Regions from separate parts of the Homo sapiens genome. Here region 1 is linked to region 2. The links are chromatin loops, found by intact Hi-C in ENCODE. Cell type or tissue: mammary epithelial cell. All regions are shown on one strand. Links, peaks and the distances in the headings refer to the core of each region. The heading gives the core; the rest is flanking DNA. Region 1 has its middle 34 kb from the start of ATP2B4. Region 2 overlaps ATP2B4 (ATPase plasma membrane Ca2+ transporting 4).

The links. Peaks named below come from ENCODE experiments on the same cell type or tissue, not always from the same donor. Only the 100,000 strongest peaks of a DNase experiment are listed, where the experiment ranks them.
Region 1: a loop joins it to region 2, with 4 times the contacts of the local background. A loop is called at or near these places in 9 of 110 quality-filtered maps.

Annotation. Positions count from the first base shown.
Region 1 is chr1:203,589,150-203,597,478 of GRCh38, reverse strand. No RefSeq gene overlaps it. Among named protein-coding and RNA genes, the nearest start is that of ATP2B4, 34 kb to the left of the region's middle. RefSeq lists a silencer at 3,603-3,752. In mammary epithelial cell, for the core only: a CTCF peak has its summit at 3,674 (motif pointing left); a DNase peak (open chromatin) is centred at 3,458.
Region 2 is chr1:203,638,553-203,646,881 of GRCh38, reverse strand. The region is part of intron 1 of ATP2B4 (ATPase plasma membrane Ca2+ transporting 4); the gene reads right to left. Among named protein-coding and RNA genes, the nearest start is that of ATP2B4, 16 kb to the right of the region's middle. In mammary epithelial cell, for the core only: no CTCF peak of the experiment used is centred there; DNase peaks (open chromatin) are centred at 1,521, 3,091 and 3,431; H3K27ac peaks cover 3,055 bases.

The DNA.
Region 1 (8,329 bases), core at 267-8,266, 50 kb after region 2:
TTTCCAGAAGCTTATTATCTGGTGGGTAAGGGATGCACGCACAAAGAACTAGATTGCCAGGCAGATGGCATAAGGAGCCATTAGGAGTGCAATAAAGCAATAGAGGAGGGGGAAGGAAGGAAAGAGGGACAGGCCAGTGGGAGACCTCCTCCCCAGGATTGGGGAACAAGGAAAATGATCATTTCTCTATCGTTTAGTAACCCTCTAAGCCAGGCTTCATGCTGGGCACTTTATATATATATATTACCCCTTTGACTTGAACCCTGGCAGCTACTTTCCAAGAAGGCAAGCACTTTCACAGACTAGGAACCAAGGCATAGAGAGGCTACCTTGCTTGAGATCGCACAGCTGGGAAGTGACAGACAGGATAAAAGGCACCAGTCTATTCTTCCCCCATTTGATTCTGCCTCACTTTGGGAGTGTTTAATTCCAGAGCCTATTTACTCAGCAGTTTCATGTCTAGAAATTTATCCTACAGATGGCCTTGCACATGTGCAAAATGACACTATACACAAAGTTTCTCACTGTCACATTCTTTTTAATAGCAAAAGATTGGAAACAACCTAAACATCCATCATAGAAGCCTGGTTAAATGGATTTGTCAACAATGGAATACTCTGCAGTCATCAAGAGAAATGAAAGACACTTTATGTCTGGATATGGGATAATCCCCAGAACTCATTGTTTAGTACAAAATTCAAGCACAGAGTGATGTGTATAATATCTTGTCATCTGTGTAGAAAGAGTGAGGGAAGGAATATTTATGCAGAATTACTTGTTTTGCATAATGTATATATGGAAGGACATTCAGGAGATAGTAACATCAGTTGCTTTATTTTTTTATTTTTTTTTGAGACGGAGTTTCGCTCTTGTTGCCCAGGCTGGAGTGCAATGGCACGAACTGGGCTCACCGCAACCTCCGCCTCCCGGGTTCAAGCGATTATCCTGCCTCAGCCTCCCGAGTAGCTGGAATTACAGGCATGTACAACCATGCCCAGCTAATTATTTTTTTGTATTTTTAGTAGAGACGGGGTTTCTCCATGTTGGTCAGGCTGATCTCGAACTCCCGACCTCAGATGATCCACCCACCTTGGCCTCCCAAAGTGCTAGGATTATAGGCGTGAGCCACCGTGCCCGGCAACATCAGTTGCTTCTGGGAAGGGTGAGTATATGCTTGGGAATCAAGACTGGAAGGAAGGCCGGGCGCAGTGGCTCATGTCTATAATCCCAGCACTTTGGGAGGCCAAGGTGGGCAGATCACCTGACGTCAGGAGTTCGAGACCAGCCTGGCCAACATGGTGAAACCCCGTCTCTACTAAAAATAGAAAAATTAGCCGGGCATGGTGGCACACGCCTGTAATCCCAGCTACTCGGGAGGCTGAGGCAGGATAATCGCTTGAACCCAGGAGGCGGAGGTTGCGGTGAGCCCAGATCGTGCCATTGCACTCCAGCCTGGGTGACAGAGCGAGACTCTGTCTCAAAAAAAAAAAAAAAAAAAGGAGACTGGAAGTCCTTCCTTCCTTCCTTCCTCTCTCTCTCTCTCTTTCTTTCTTTCATCTCACTTTGTCGCCCAGGTTGGAGTGCAGGGAAGCGATCTCAGCTCACTGCAACCTCTGCCTCCTGGGTTCAAGCAATTCTCCTGCCTCAGCTTCCTGAGTAGCTGGGACTACAGGCCTGCACCACCACGCCTGGTTAATTTTTGTATTTTTAGTAGAGACAGGGTTTCGCTATGTTGGCCAGGCTAGTCTTGAACTCCTGACCTCAAGTTGGCCTTGCTGCTGCCTTGGCAATCCTGCTGCCTTGGCCTTGCAAAATGCTAGGATTACAGGCATAAGCCAAGACTTTTAATAAGATAATTTTTGGTAACTTATAAATTATTTGAACATATGACTTATTAAAAACAAAGAATAACAATTAAAAATAGGCTGGTGTAGTGGCTCACGTCTGTAATCTCAGCACTTTGGGAGGCCAAGGTGGGAGCATCACTTGAGGCCAGAAGTTTGAGACCAGCTTGGGCAACATAATGAGACCCCATCTCTACAAAAAATTATAAAAAGTAGCCAGATGTGGTGGTGTGTGCCTGTAGTCCCAGCTACTTGGGAGAGTCACTTGAGCCTGGGAGTTTGAGGCTGCAGTGAGCTACTACACTCCACCCTGGGCGACAGAGCAAGACCCTGTTTCTATTGAAAAAGAAAAAAAAAAGTAACAGCCTGGGCAACATGGCAAAACCCTGTCTCTACCAAAAATACAAACAATTAGCCAGGCATGGTGGCTTGCATCTGTGGTCCTAGGAGGCTGAAATGGGAGGATCACTTGAGCATGGGAGGCAGAGGCTGCAGTGAGCTGAGATCGTGCCACTGCACTCCAGCTTCGGTGACAGAGTAAGACCCCATCTAAAACAAAAACAAAGCCAAACAAAATGTAAATTTCCTGGCCTAGTCAAGATGCAGTCTGTTTTGTTTTGTTTTTAATTTAATTCACAAGAAGGAATGCAGTCCTAATGAGTAGGAAGGCTTACAGGGAGCAGCATAGTGGAGAGGTTGTAGAGATTAGCTTTAGAAAGACCTGGGTTTGGGATCTGGCTCAGTGGCTCACGCCTGTAATTCCAGCACTTTGGGAGGCCGAGGTGGGTGGATCACCTGAGGTTGGGAGTTCAAGACCAGCCTGACCAACATGGAAAAACCCTGTCTCTACGAAAAATGCAAAATTAGCCGAGCGTGGTGGTGTGTGCCTGTAATCCCAGCTATTCGGGAGGCTGAGGCAGGAGAATCAATTGAATTCAGGAGGTAGAGGTTGCAGTGAGCCTAGATCACTCCATTGCACTCCAGCCTGGGCAGCAAGAGCGAAACTCTGTCTCAAAACACACACACACACACACACACACACACACACACACACACACAAGAAAGACCTGGGTACACTGCCACTCACTAGCTACAAGTCTTCAGACAAGTTACTTAACCTTGTTGTGTCCCATTGGCTCCTTTTTTTTTTTTTTGAGTCGGAGTCTTGCCTTGTCACCCATAGCACAATCTTGGCTCATTGCAGCGTCTGCCTCTCGGGTTCAAGCATTCTCCTGCCTCAGCCTCCTGAGTAGCTGGGATCACAGGCACGTGCCACCCCACCACACCCAGCTAATTTTTATATTTTTAGTAGAAACAGGGTTTTACCATGTTAGCCAGGCTTGTCTCGAACTCCTGACTTCAGGTGATCCACCCGCCTCGGCCTCCCGAAGTGCTGAGATTACAGGCATGAGCCATCGTGCCTGGCCCCCACTGGCTCATTTGTAAACAAGGATACACTTTCCTCATGAATTCTTTTAGTGAGGAAGTTATATGATGATGTAGGTGTGTGCTTAGCAGAGGGGCTCTGTGCTAAGTCCTCAGAATGTGGCAGCTGTAACCACCTGGTCCCTGGAAAAACCCAAGGGAAGGAAAGCCTGAGTGTTGCTCATGTCTGACTAAGCTTAGGGAGGCCTTGCTGATTCTTGAAGGCCTCAGGGCCTCCCAGAGTGTATCTGTGCTGCTTGACCGTCTATGACGTTGTCCTAGTTACTGGTGGATGGAAGGAAGTGTGGAGATCACCAGGCAAAGATCACTGGCTCACTAGTGGCAACCCTCTTGCCTGACAGAGTTGGCCTCTATTAGGAACTGCTATGCCCCACCTGGTGGCAAGAAACCCCAAGGGCAGCCGCGGCCCTGCACAGACCTAAAGACCTTCTCAGTCTTCTCCTTTCTTGCATCCAGCTTTGAATCATCTTCAAAGACCTTTGTATCCAGCCCAAAGGCGGAGATACCTTTCCTGTGATGGTTTGTGAGAGCTATGTCAGAGGGTGAGAGGGGCTGAGCGGTGTCGGGGCAGTGTGGTAGACTAGAGTCAGAAGACCTGCGTCCACACTGGGAGCTCCAGATCAATTGCTCCATCTGTAAGCCTCAGTTTCCTCACCTGTATAATAGAGATCCACCTGTGAAGATCAAATATCTGGTAAAACTGTGAGTGTGGAAGCAGGAAAGCTGCAGAAATCTTGCCTTTGTCATTCTGGGTGGTTTTTACAAACATTGTGGAGACTGATAAATGAGTACAGAAGCCCTCAAACCAGTCTCCTGAAACCCAAACAAGATCAGCCAGGGGCTTCATAGCGGCGTGATGCCAGCATGGTGGGTGCTTCTGCTGCTTGGGGGGCCTAGGGGTGGGCAGGTGAGCAGTGTGTGGGAAAAGGAGATTGAGTGGTCAGCTGCAGTGATTTTTCTGGGAGTTTTCTCCACTCACTCAACAATCAAGAATGGGTATGCCTTTATTGGCTCCAAGAAAAGATAAGACATGAGCAGCCCCATTCTTGAGAAACCTTCAGAGGTCATTTGGTCCTTTAGCACTTACGGAGCCACTTGTGAAAAGGGCTGCGAGAGACGCCCAAGATGGATCAGCCATGGTCCCTGCTATCCAGAAGCTTGTAGAGGAAGGAAAGCTACTTCACAGCACACAGGCTGAAATTTCATAAGAGGAAATGACCATTGTGCCAGTTGATCATGTGAGAATGGACGGAATGTAGGGGGATAAGTAGTAAGAGCCAGGGAGGCTTAACCAAGAGAGACTTCCTGAGGAAGACGGAACCTGGACCAGAAGCAAGAGGCCACTCTGAGAAGAGGAGGGGTGACCCAGGTAGAATGCTGGAGAGCAGGGTCTCCAGGAACATGATGTATAAACATCTGGAGAGGAGGGGGCTGCTGGTGGGTGGCCTGGAGCCCTGGAATGCAAATAGACTGCTCTCCAAAGTCCCCACCAGCCAGACAGCTGTGGTGCTGCCTTGTACCCTGGGAGTGAATAAGTTGCTTCTTATTCTCCTCCCAGCCCCCAACTTCCCTGCCCCCCACCCCATCCCCCAGCCTTACTTAGGGATTTCACCTGGTCAATCACCAGAGTCAACAGGCAAGAGCTATGAACCTCAGGCAGGAATGGGAGGAGCTGTCAGAATGAGATGTGAGGCCCCAGGCATGAGGGCTGGAGTCTCAGGGTCTGGCCAGCTCCCGGCTCCTGTAAGCCTCAGCCCAGCCAGAGACGCCAGGCACCTGGGCCCGGCACGGCTCCTCACTTGCTTTGTGTCTGAGTTGAAACCCGCCCACGCTGGGGATGGCAACTCTCTGCCTCTGTCTGCTGGGCCTCCCTGTGGAAGCTAGGCCTGGTGGCTTCACATAAATATTGATTGTCTACTCAGCCATCCCGGCAGGGAGAGAGAGGCCAGGCAGGAGGGGGAGCCCGATCAGGCAGCACTGGATGAATGGAGTCCTGATGTGAGGGAGCTGGGGGGATGCCAGAGGCTAACAGAGGAGAGGCAGGAATCCTAGGGTAGAGAATTCCCCAAGAGGGATAAATGCCAAGTTCAGAATAGCGGTCACCTGGGGAGGAAGAGGAGCATAAGCAGGACCTTCGGGGGTGGCAGCAGTGGTTTACTTAAGCAGGGCTTCACACTCATTAATGCTATTCTTTGTATCTCTTTGTATGTCTGAATCGTTTATAATACATTTGTACCTAGTGACCTGTAGAGGTCCTGTCTTCCTTCCCCCAGCCTCTAGGCAAGACTTCAGTAATCTACCGGACAAGGTGCTGCTCTGGTCTAACTCTGAAATTTTAAAGAGAGATTCCCAAGATGCCAACACAACCCAGGCCCCATCCTGCTTCCAGCCCTTCCTCCAGCTTTGTCAGGGAGAAGGCATTCTTTCCCTTGTTCAGCTAACAAGTCCTGACTGTGTCAGGAGGGAGACCACTGGCTTTGGGGTCTGGACAATGGCCCTGATGTCCTGCTCAGTGTTCTATGCTCTGGTTGGATAGTTCCTGCTCCTTCCACCCTCCTCACAGACCCCACTGTCTGAGCCATCAGTCAGGGAAGAGATGTCTGTTGCCTTTTGGGGGAAATCAGGCCTTCGGGAGAGAAGCAGGCTCCAGAGAACCTTTCCACTATCCTCTTTTCCTTGCTCATTCCTCTCTTCCCAAAACAAATGCCCTTATGAAGGACTTAGGACTTAGACCAGACTAAGAATTTCCGTAAGAAAATGTCTCTCTCTCTTTCCCCACACCATCACCCCCATCCCCTCCGCCCCCCAATTCCTCTCTCTGCTTTTGAACTCCTGGCCTCAAGCGATCCTCCTCCTCCCGCTTCGGCCTCCCAAAGCACTAGGATTATGGATGTGAGCCACCACGCCCAGCCTCCTTTATTTTTCTTGTCAGTTTTTATCTTTCTTCCCTTTCCGTTTCTCTTCCTTTGTTATGACTCTTTTTCCCAAGCCCACTTTCTTTCTGTCATCTTCCTCCCCCTTCTTCCCTCTGTTCCTCTGCCTCTGGCTCCTGCCTTCCAGGGCCTCCCCTGCACTCTCACCTGGCTGGCTCTGTCCCACACTCTCCCTGGCATAGGAGACTCTTCTAGGGAATTCAAGGAAATAAGCAGGAGGCATATTCTGCCTTTGAAACCAGATGAGGGGCTGCTCTCTACTCAAGCCATGCTAATCATTAGACAGTCATTTCTGGGAAGGGCTCTCAGCTCTGGAACCCAAATGGCTCCAGCTCTATGTCATTGCTCCTATTTCTTAAGGCCACTGGTCTCCATCAGGATCCTCTGCAAACCAACAGCCTTGAAACCTTAACAATTATGTCATGTGAGGGCACTCCTTTTGTTGAGTCCACCCTGAGGGCAGAATTCTACCAGACCCTGAAGGGAGGGGATGCTGTTTGGAGGATCAACAAGCCTTTATCTAGTAGGGGAGATGGCACGCTCATGAGTCAGACCTGACACAGCTCAGACAACAAGCAATAAACAGAAAGCAATTTTCTTACTGAGTGCCGAGAAGCCAGATCATTTAGAACAAAACAGATTTAATTAGAGAAGACTTCTTGAAGGGAGTGAATATGGGGCAGGGACTGAAAAGAGAGGTGCTGGTTAGCCAGGCATGGTGGCATGCACCTCTAGTCCGAGCTACATGGGAGGCTGAGGTGGGAGGATTTCTTGAGCCCAGGAGGTTGAGGCTGCAGTGAGCTGTGATCTCACCACTGCACTCCAGCCTGGGCAACAGAGCAAGATCCTGTCTCTTTTTTTTTTGAGACGGAGTCTCGCTCTGTCACCCAGGCTGGAGTATAGTGGGGCGATAGTGGCTCACTGCAACCTCTGCCTCCCAGGTTCAAGCAATTCTCCTGCCTCAGCCTCCTGAGTAGCTGGGATTATAGCATGCGCCACCACGCCCAGCTAATATTTTTTGTATATTTTTTTTTAAGTAAAGACGGGGTTTCACCATCTTGGCCAGGCTGGTCTCGAACTCCTGACCTTGTAATCCACCCACTGAGACCTCCCAAAGTGCTGGGATTACAGGTGCAAGCCACCGTGCCCAGCCCTTCCTGTCTCTTAAAAAGAGAAGCGGTGGGGGGCTGGTGTTGGGAGAGTACTGAGACAGAGAAGAGTGATCTGGTTCCTCTTGAAGCGGGGCTAGTGTGAAGGTACCCATGTTGTGCTGTGTTCAGGGACCAAGGACCTAGTTTGACAGGCTAGGGCCAAGAGCCGTCAGAATGAAGTGAGATTGTCTGGGAAGGGACAGGGGGAAGATTTGTCTCCGCAGAGCAGCCCGGCCAAATTCAAGGATGTCAAAATGTCAGTCAGTGGGATGTGTGAGGGCTTGGGCTGCCACATGCCACACCAGCTCTTCCCATTTCCTGGGAAAAATGCAAATGGTGTTAGTTACTCCCCAAGCTCTGGGCCCAGGCTACATTGCTTTCTGGGAGAACTCCACTCTGTGGGAGGGAGAGCAAGGTTGGAAGGTATTGTGTGATTTCATGACTTTATTATATATGTTGGGGATAAGGTAGGGAGGAAACACATATCAGGATCTTAAAGTGCGTCTCTGCTTTTATGAGTGTGTATCTTCGTATCTGAAAAAAGATGGGCTTTTGTGAATCTGCATGAATGAATGTGTTATGTACACAAGCCCCTGAGCCACACCCCTCCTGTTTTTATTAACAGCCTCTTTCTGCCATTTTCAGACTTTCTCTTTCACAGCCTGAGGCCCCATCAGCCCTCCTGCCGAGCAGGGGCTGGGATGTGGGCTGATCCCAAATGCATCTTTCTCCTCAGTAATGCCACAAATTGGCTACAGAGAGCTCCAGGCCCAGAGTGGATCAGGATAAAGTCCTTTCTCCTCTCTGACTAGGCTGGGGACAGCTGGGCCTGCAGGAGAGGATGGAAAAAAGGATGGACAGTTGTTTAGGGATTAATTCACTGATGCTCATGCAGCATGCATTTTTAAAAAGCTTCCTTTGTGCTGGGTGCTGTGGATAGAGTGATGACATAGCA
Region 2 (8,329 bases), core at 92-8,091:
ACTTGTGAACGTTTTAGTTTTCTCTTCATGCTTTTCTGAATATTCCACACTTTCTAGGATGATCCTGTGTAGAGGCAGTACATAGCTCAGAATCTTTTTTTATTTTTATTTATTTTTTTTGAGATGGAGTCTCGCTCTGTCACCAGGCTGAAGTGCAGTGGCACAATCTCGGCTCACTGTAACCTCCGCCTCCCAGGTTCAAGTGATTCTCCTGCCTCAGCCTCCCAAGTAGCTGGGATTACAGGTATGTGCCACCACGCCTGGCTAATTTTTGTGTTTTTAGCAGAGATGGAGTTTCATCATGTTAACCAGGCTGGTCTTGAACACTGACCTCAGGTGATCCACCCACCTTGGCCTCCCAAGGTGCTGGGATTACAGGCGTGAGCCACTGTGCCTGGTCGACTGTTTTTTTATTTTTATATTTTTTATTTTTTAGAGATGGGTTCTCATTATATCGCCCAAGATGGATTCAAACTCCTGGACTCAAGCAATTCTTCTGCCTCAACCTCTCAAAGTGCTGGACTACAGACACGTGCCACTGCACCCTTGGACTCTGAAGTTTGAGAGCCATGGTTTGAATTCCACAACCACCACTTGGTAGCTGTGGGAACTTGGATAAAAGTATTTTATCTCTTGAGCCTTACTTTCTTTTTTTGAAAGGGAAGATAGGAATGACTCCTTCCTTATTAGGATTGTCATGAGGAGGGAATGAGGTCATGCAGTTTTAGCATGTGTCTTGGTGCCTGAAATATAGTAAGTGCTCAGTATATGTGAGATCCTTTTTACATATTACTTTTATACTCTGGAAAAAAAGTAAATATTCTTAAAAAATAACCACCTGGCTAAAAATTTGCCATTTGGATTAAAGTACACCGAGAAAACAACAAAAGCCCTCCTCGAAACGTGGTGTCTCTAAAAGTGGCTGAAACAAGAATGATCATACGATAAGGTAGGGTTTAACTATGTCAACGTTCCTATGAAAAGGCAATATACGGCCGGGCACGGTGGCTCACGCCTGTAATCCCAGCAATTTGGGAGGCTGAGGCAGATGGATCACGAGGTCAGGAGTTCAAGACCATCCTGACCAAGATGGTGGAACCCTGTCTCTACTAAAAATACAAAAATTAGCCGGGCACAGTGGCAGGCACTTGTAATTCCAGCTACTTGGGAGGCTGAGGCAGGAGAATCGCTTGAACCCAGGAGGCGGAGTTGCAGTGAGCCGAGATTATGCCACTGCATTCCAGCCTGGGTGACAGAGTAAGATTCCATCTCCAGAAAAAAAAAAAAAAAAGAAAGAAAAGGGAGTATAAGCTGGGAAGGGTGTTGAATGAGGAGTGATGACTGTGATAAATGCAAAGCTGATGAAAGAAAATATAGATGCTTTTTAAATGAAAAACAAAACAAAATAAAAAAACCCCTCACAAAACTAGGTAGATTAGATCACAGAATAATGGACCAAGCTATAAAGCAACTAGCAGAAGAAAAGCATATAACTCAGAAAGTAGGGAGAGTCTGTGAGTTGGGTAAACAGGAATGCTCTGTCTGGCTAGGGCATTAGAGAGGCAGTGTTGCCTAGGGCCCAGGCAGGATGACAGGGGCTGAGTCAGAAACAGCCCTGGGTTAAACTGGGGCGGAAGTTAGACCCCATTTAGACAAGGGACTTTGGGGATTGGAACTATGGATTTGGCCAGCCTGGGGAGCTCTGAAACACAACTGTTTATAGCACTAGGTGCAGGAGATAAGCTGAGCAAGTTAGGAGAATGTACACTTCACTAATCTGAATATAGCTGAGAGCCTGGATCTCCTGACATTGTTGTTAAGCAGTGTGGCCTTCCAATAGCCTGACCTGTTTTGTGCCAGTGACACTAGAGGATGTTGGACACCACAAAGAAGTAAAAAGAGAATCACCACCATTACCAGGATTCCAAATGCAGTCCAGACCTCCTCTCCACCTTGGCATAGTGGCCACATAGAGTCATACAGAGCGGGGCTGCAGGGAGCCGCACAAGCTCCCAGCATGAGTTTGAAGAGGGAGAGTGAAAGGTGGAGCTTCCTTAGATAAGGGCTCAATAATTCTAGGAGACCAATTCCTAAGCCAAGTCTCCTGGGGAACTGGCCATTGTTTCAACTCCGGTCACCAACTTCCTAGGAAGATGTCACCAGTCTCTGTCACTGAAGCCCAGCTGAGCAAGACAGCAGTGAGATCTTACTTTTAAATGTTGGTACCCAACTATAATTAATCTGCAGCATTGTTTGGGTAGGAGGAAGCAGAGAATGTTAGAGTTGAAACATCCTAGAAGTACATTTAGCCCTAACTCTTCATTTTACATCTGAACAAATTGAAGCCCAGAAAGGTTCAGTGATTTCCCAAAAGTGACAGAACAACTTAAGTGGCTCAAGTTCCAGGTTTCCCAACTTCCAGTCTGGAACTCACTTCTCTAGACCACCCTGCCTGTCATTAGGAAGGCTTTGCAATTATTCAGGCATGAGATGATGAGGTTTTGAGCAGGGAGGGTGGCCCTGGGAAGGAAGAAGGTAAAGTTCACTGTGGTCTGTTTGTTTAGAGAAAATTTTCTATTTGTTTATATCCATCCATCCATCCAAGCATTCTTTTTTTTTTTTTTTTTTTTTTAAGATGGAGTCTTGCTCTGCTGCCCAGGCTGGAGTGCCATGGCATGATCTCGGCTTACTGCCACCTCTGCCTCCAGGGTTCAAGCAATTCTCCTGCCTCAGTCTCCTGAGTAGCTGAGACTATAGGCACTTGCCACAACATCTGGCTGATTTTTGTACTTTTAGTAGAGATGGGTTTTCATCATGTTGGCCAAGCTGGCCTCGAACCCCTAATGTTAGGTGATCCACCCTCCTCGGCCTCCCAAAGTGCTGAGATTACAAACATGAGCCACCACACCCGGCCCATCTATCCGTTCTTTACTGATCCTCATTCTATGAGCCAAAGACTGTGCTAAACACCGAGTATATAGGAATGACTAAAGCATCACTCTCCTTTCAAGTAGCTTGCAGGCTGATGAGTGGGCTCAGTGAAAACGCTGCAGCCAAAACCAACAAGTCGCTGCATCTCAGAAACCATGCTGCCATAAGCCTGTTCACATGAACTCTCAGCTAATATTCACACCCTTGTCTGCAAGTCACTGCATCTGAAACCATCTCCCATCATTGGATGCCATCCCTGAGAAACTGGGAGGGGACCAGAGAATTCCCCCTGTTCCAAGAGAGCCTGGAGCACTTAAGTGATCTATAGGAAGCAGGAGCAAGAACTGCACTTAATGCCAAGCCCCTTCCAGCCAGGAAAGGCAAGTTCTGGTTCACGCATTATCTTGGCTAAGCTGCCACTTCTTGCCAGCTAAAGTCTCTGCGTGGGTGTGTGCTGGGAAAAGCAGGGGAGATTCCAGCCTGAGACTCTCTTGCTTGTTTATCCAGGGGCAGCTCAATTCCAGTGCAGCTGACAGTTGATCTGGGTGACCAAATAGTGATAGCACCCTTGGGCTACAGCTTCTACAAAAACAAGTAGTGTTGTCACCCAGTCTGACTCCCTCCATCAACAAGAGATTTCCCAGCATTGACTTCTACAGCCGCTACTCCCAGGGGAGGAATGCAGGGCACGAGTAAACAAGGTGAGGTGGTTGCAGCTCTCTACCCTCCACTCTGCCTTATTTCACCAGGACTCTTCTTGCTCAAATATCAAGCAAAGCCCTAGAGCTGGCACCAAGAGGGTAACCTGTCTCATGGAAATGATGGAGCCCCTGCATGCCCTTTGATGGAGAGTTGCAGGAGGCTGGGGCCTCTGGGCCTTTCGCTACGGGGAGACAGTGGGCTATGACCCTTTTATAAATGTACTGAGCCCAAAGGTTAGCAGGGAGCAGGTGGGCAGGCTGGTGCCAGGCTCCATGGAAAAGGAAGGGAGAAATGGAGGGACAAGATAGGAAAAATTAAAATTCGATGACTACCCTGGCTCATAGTAGTGAGCCAGGCACTCAGAACATGTATCACTCTTCATTTGTGTGTGTTCATATTTTCCAGAGGAAATTGAGTCTGAGAGCCTAAATAATTTGTCCACGGTCACACAGCTGGCCAGCCAGACTTGAATCCAGTTCCATCAGACTCCCTCAAATCTGCACTTTTATATAACACCACCTGCTGGGATTGGAAGGCCAACTAGGTGATTTAGGACACAGGGCATTTTTATACAGAAAGGCACAGGAATGGATTCAGGATTTGGTAAGCTCTGACCCCCGGGGCTGAAAACCCAGTGGAAATTAGCATTCTTTGCTATATCAATATAAGACTTCAGCATCCTGTTTCCTAGTCCCAGTAAATGGATTTTCCAGTGTTAAGGAAATCTCTTTTCATCTGCTCCTCTTACAGGGCTAAATGGCTTAGGTCAGAAATACAAACAGAAAACACAGATAAATCCAGGGTCATACTTTCTTTCAGACTTTTCTATATTGCTCCTAATGTCCCCCATCAAAGCAGACTGTGAGGCCAGGTGCAGTGTTTCACGCCTGTAATCCCAGCACTTTGGGAGGCAGAGGCAGGTGGATTGCTTGAGCCCAGAAGTTTGAGACCAGCCTGAGCAACATAGCAAGACCCATTTCTAAAAAAAATTTTTTTTTAATTTGCTGGGTGTGGTGGTGCACACCTGTAGTCCCAGCTACTCAGGAGGTTGAGTTGGGAGGATCCCTTGAGCCCAGGAGTTGGAGGCTACAGAGAGCCATGATGACACCATTACACTCCAGCCTGGGCGAAAAAGTGAGATCCTGTCTCTAAAAACAAAAAACAAAACAAAAACAAAACACAGTAGGCTGTGGGGGTTAGGGACCAGAAGCACGCCCAGAGGGTTACCCCACTGTTCTCAGTGGCCCACTGTCTGAGTCATTTTTCCCTCTGACATTGGGAAGCCTAGGAATACAAAAGTTACCAAAGCAAAATCCACTAAATAACTTTTTATTGAGTACTTACTATGTGCCAAATACTGTTCTGGGCACTTGGGATATATCAATGAGCAAGGCGAAGACCATTGCTCTCATGGAGCTTATCTTCCAGGAGAGTAAATAACCTTTTTTTGTGTATTAGAAGGGCCGTGAGCTTTGGTGTCAGGCCTGGGTCACATATCAGCCCCAACCCTAATGAGCCAGATGATCTCTGGGCAAGCTATTTAACTCACGGAGTGTTAGCTTTCTTATCTGTAAAATGGGAACCATAGCATGTTGTAAGAGTGTAGTAAGGATTACAGATAATGTATATTAATCGGCTGGCACAAAGCAGGGTTCAAAAATGGTTAGTACTATTTTTCCAGTCCCAGCTGAATCCACAGATTCTGGGACAACTCGCATGCCCTCTTATTTAGGGGCTTCAACCAGAGCATTATCTTTAAGATATCCTAGAGAGAGTCTGGTGTGGTGAAGAATGTAGTTGGGTTGAATCAACCTAAAGCCAATGAATTTTCCCTCTAGAAATGTCTGCTCCCACCCCTAGACCTGATGAAAAAGATAGGCCTGATTAGTCTCCCTCCCCTGCCACAAGCCACAGATCACTGGAGTGCAGAGGACATCAGATCTAAGCTGGAATCAGCATCTGTTGGCGTTTGGACTGAGAGACCGAGTTAATTTACTTCGGAGAGCTAAGTGGGAAGGCCACATGGACTGACAGATGGAACCTACTGCCTGGTTCACCCACAATGGGTCCTGTGCTTGTGGATGAAAGAGCAGGAGCCCATCTGTGAAGAAGAGAGTGCTACAGCTCCAGGATGTAGGTGTGGCTCACAGAGGGGCTACACTTCCCACACCTAAGTTCTGTGCTATTTCCCTGTAATGGCCTAATAAAGCTCCCTTTTACTTTTGCTTCTCTGAGTAGGCTTCTATTCTCACAACCAGATGATCTCCAAGAAAAAGCCTGTACCTGTCTCAGAAGGTGGTTGTTGTGACATAATTTGGAAGCATCTGGCATTTAGTCGACATTCAATAAATGCTGTTGAAACTTCCCATGTTCTTGTCAACCAGTCAGTCACTCAGCCATGGAAAGAGGAAATCTATAAATGGGCTAAACTAAGGGTGCATCTTAGCCTTATGGTTTATGAACATCTTTATCATGTGGAAAATGAAGACAATGCTAATATCGACCTCACTGTTCACTGAGAATATTAAATGAGATGATTCAAGTTTAATACCTATCACATAAATAATAAATGTTAGCTCGATTATTACTTCTACCAATGTCATTGTTATTTAAGATGTGACAAGAGCAGGGTGCAGTGGCTCACACCTCTAATCCCAGCACTCTGGGGGGCCAAGGTGGGCAGATTGCTTGAGACCAGGAGTTTGAGACCAGCCTGGGCAACATGGCGAAACCCCACCTCTACTAAAAATTCAAAAAAAAAAAATTAGCTGGGCATGGTGGCACGCACTTGTAGTCCCAGTTACAAGGGAGGCTGAGGTGGGAGAATCACCTGATCCTAGGAAGTTGAGGTTGCAGTGAGCCATGATTGTGCCACTGTACTCCAGCCTGGGCGATGGGAGTGAAACCCTGTCTCAAAAAAGGATGCAACAAGTGTTTTAGATCTTGATCTAAGCAAGGAGGGAGGATGCAGTGAGAGCAGGAGTGGGAACACACAGAGAACAGGAGGATGTTCTTGGGAGTGGGGTCAAGGGGTTGGGCAGTCAAGAGAAGGAACTGAGATGAAGAGTGGGGAATAGGAAGAGGGGGTCACCGGAATAATAAGCTTTACGTATATCTAGCACTTTAATGTTTATGGGATGCTTTTACCTACAATACCTTATTTGTCTGTCATAACACTCTATGGGGTAAGTAATGAAAGGCGATATTATACAAACTTTAAAGAGGGCAAAACTCAGGCTAGGTGCAGATGTGTACAGCATGTACCAACTGAAGCTAAATCCACTCCTTTATCCTTTATACCACATTGCCTCTGAAAATAGGGATTAAGAGGCTGAAATGAGAGGTAAAGACTGGAGGAGGAACTGGAGGGCTTCTCTGGAGAGGTATTGTTCTATTTCTCAGTACCATTTGGATTCCTCTGGGCATCCCAGCAACAGAACATCTCCACCCCATCAGAGGCAGAGGCTCCGGATATAAGCAGGGGATGGTAAAGTCAGGTAACACTGGGAGGCCAACCGAGCGGCTGAATAAACCAGGCTGGACCCACACCCAGCTTCGGCACCATGCCCTGGTCCAGGAGAAGGCTTTCTTCAGCAAAGGACAAGCGCAAGCCCTTTACCATTCAGGCCATGGTCTCACTGCTAACACCAGGGGCTGCCCTGCAATGATATCTAAGGCCCCTACCAGCTCAGTTGTGCGTCGGGTCTAGATCTTACCTCCCTGAAGTCAAGGGTTAAATGTGCTCTCCAGGGAAACAGATGCAAACTCCCTAGAGCACTACCAACAAGCGGGGCTTGCTGTGAGTCCCCAGGCTTGGGACAATCATCCCTGAGCTTAACATCAGTGATGCTGAGCCCTTCCTTTGCCTCCCGGATACCACTTCTTCCCAAACCCTTAACATAGTGCTTGGCATATGGTCTGTGCTCGCTTCATGTTTGTTGGATAAATAAATGGATAAGTGAACAAGCAAATGAATGACAGATTGGCTCTGGCAATCAAATCAGCCTGTGCTGTCACATTATGGTGGCCCCGCCCTCTTGACTCTTAGATCCCAAATCAGAGCTCAGCAGCCAACCTGACTTAGTCAGCTGCTAAGGAAGGATGGAGTTAATAGTGCTTCCCCTCCTTCCCCTCTGCACTTCCTCTGACCTTTTGGAGGAGGCACACCCTGAGGAAAGCGTAGGGCCAAGAATACCCCGGCAGGAGGAGATCTCTGCACACCTCTTCCCAGGACTTCTGCTTCCCCTCTCAATTACTCTGCCTCTCTCAGCTCAAGGCCCAGTGTGCGAGGAGGAGCCATGGAGGGGACTGTTAGGAGCTGCACGGTGATACGGGCAGTGCCAAATACTTCTTTGCATTTTCTGTGTGCTAATGACCTTAATTGTTAATAATAACAGCAACAGTAACAATCATGCCACCAGCACCTTTATGGTTTCTAGAATCTGTCTTCCAAACTGCTCCTAGCACATGACCTCACATCAACCTTGGAGGGACGGGGATAGTTCTCTCTGCCATGTGGGTAGAGACATTGGGAACCAGGGAAGTTTGGTGTTGATCTGGTCACACAGTGTTGCAGTGATGGGGTCGAGGTCCCAGTCTTGGAGTGGGGAGAACTAGGCTGTACCCCCACCTCTGCCTCAAACTAACCCAGTGTCTTTGGGCAAGTCTCGAGGTGCCAGTTCTCTGTCCATCTCAA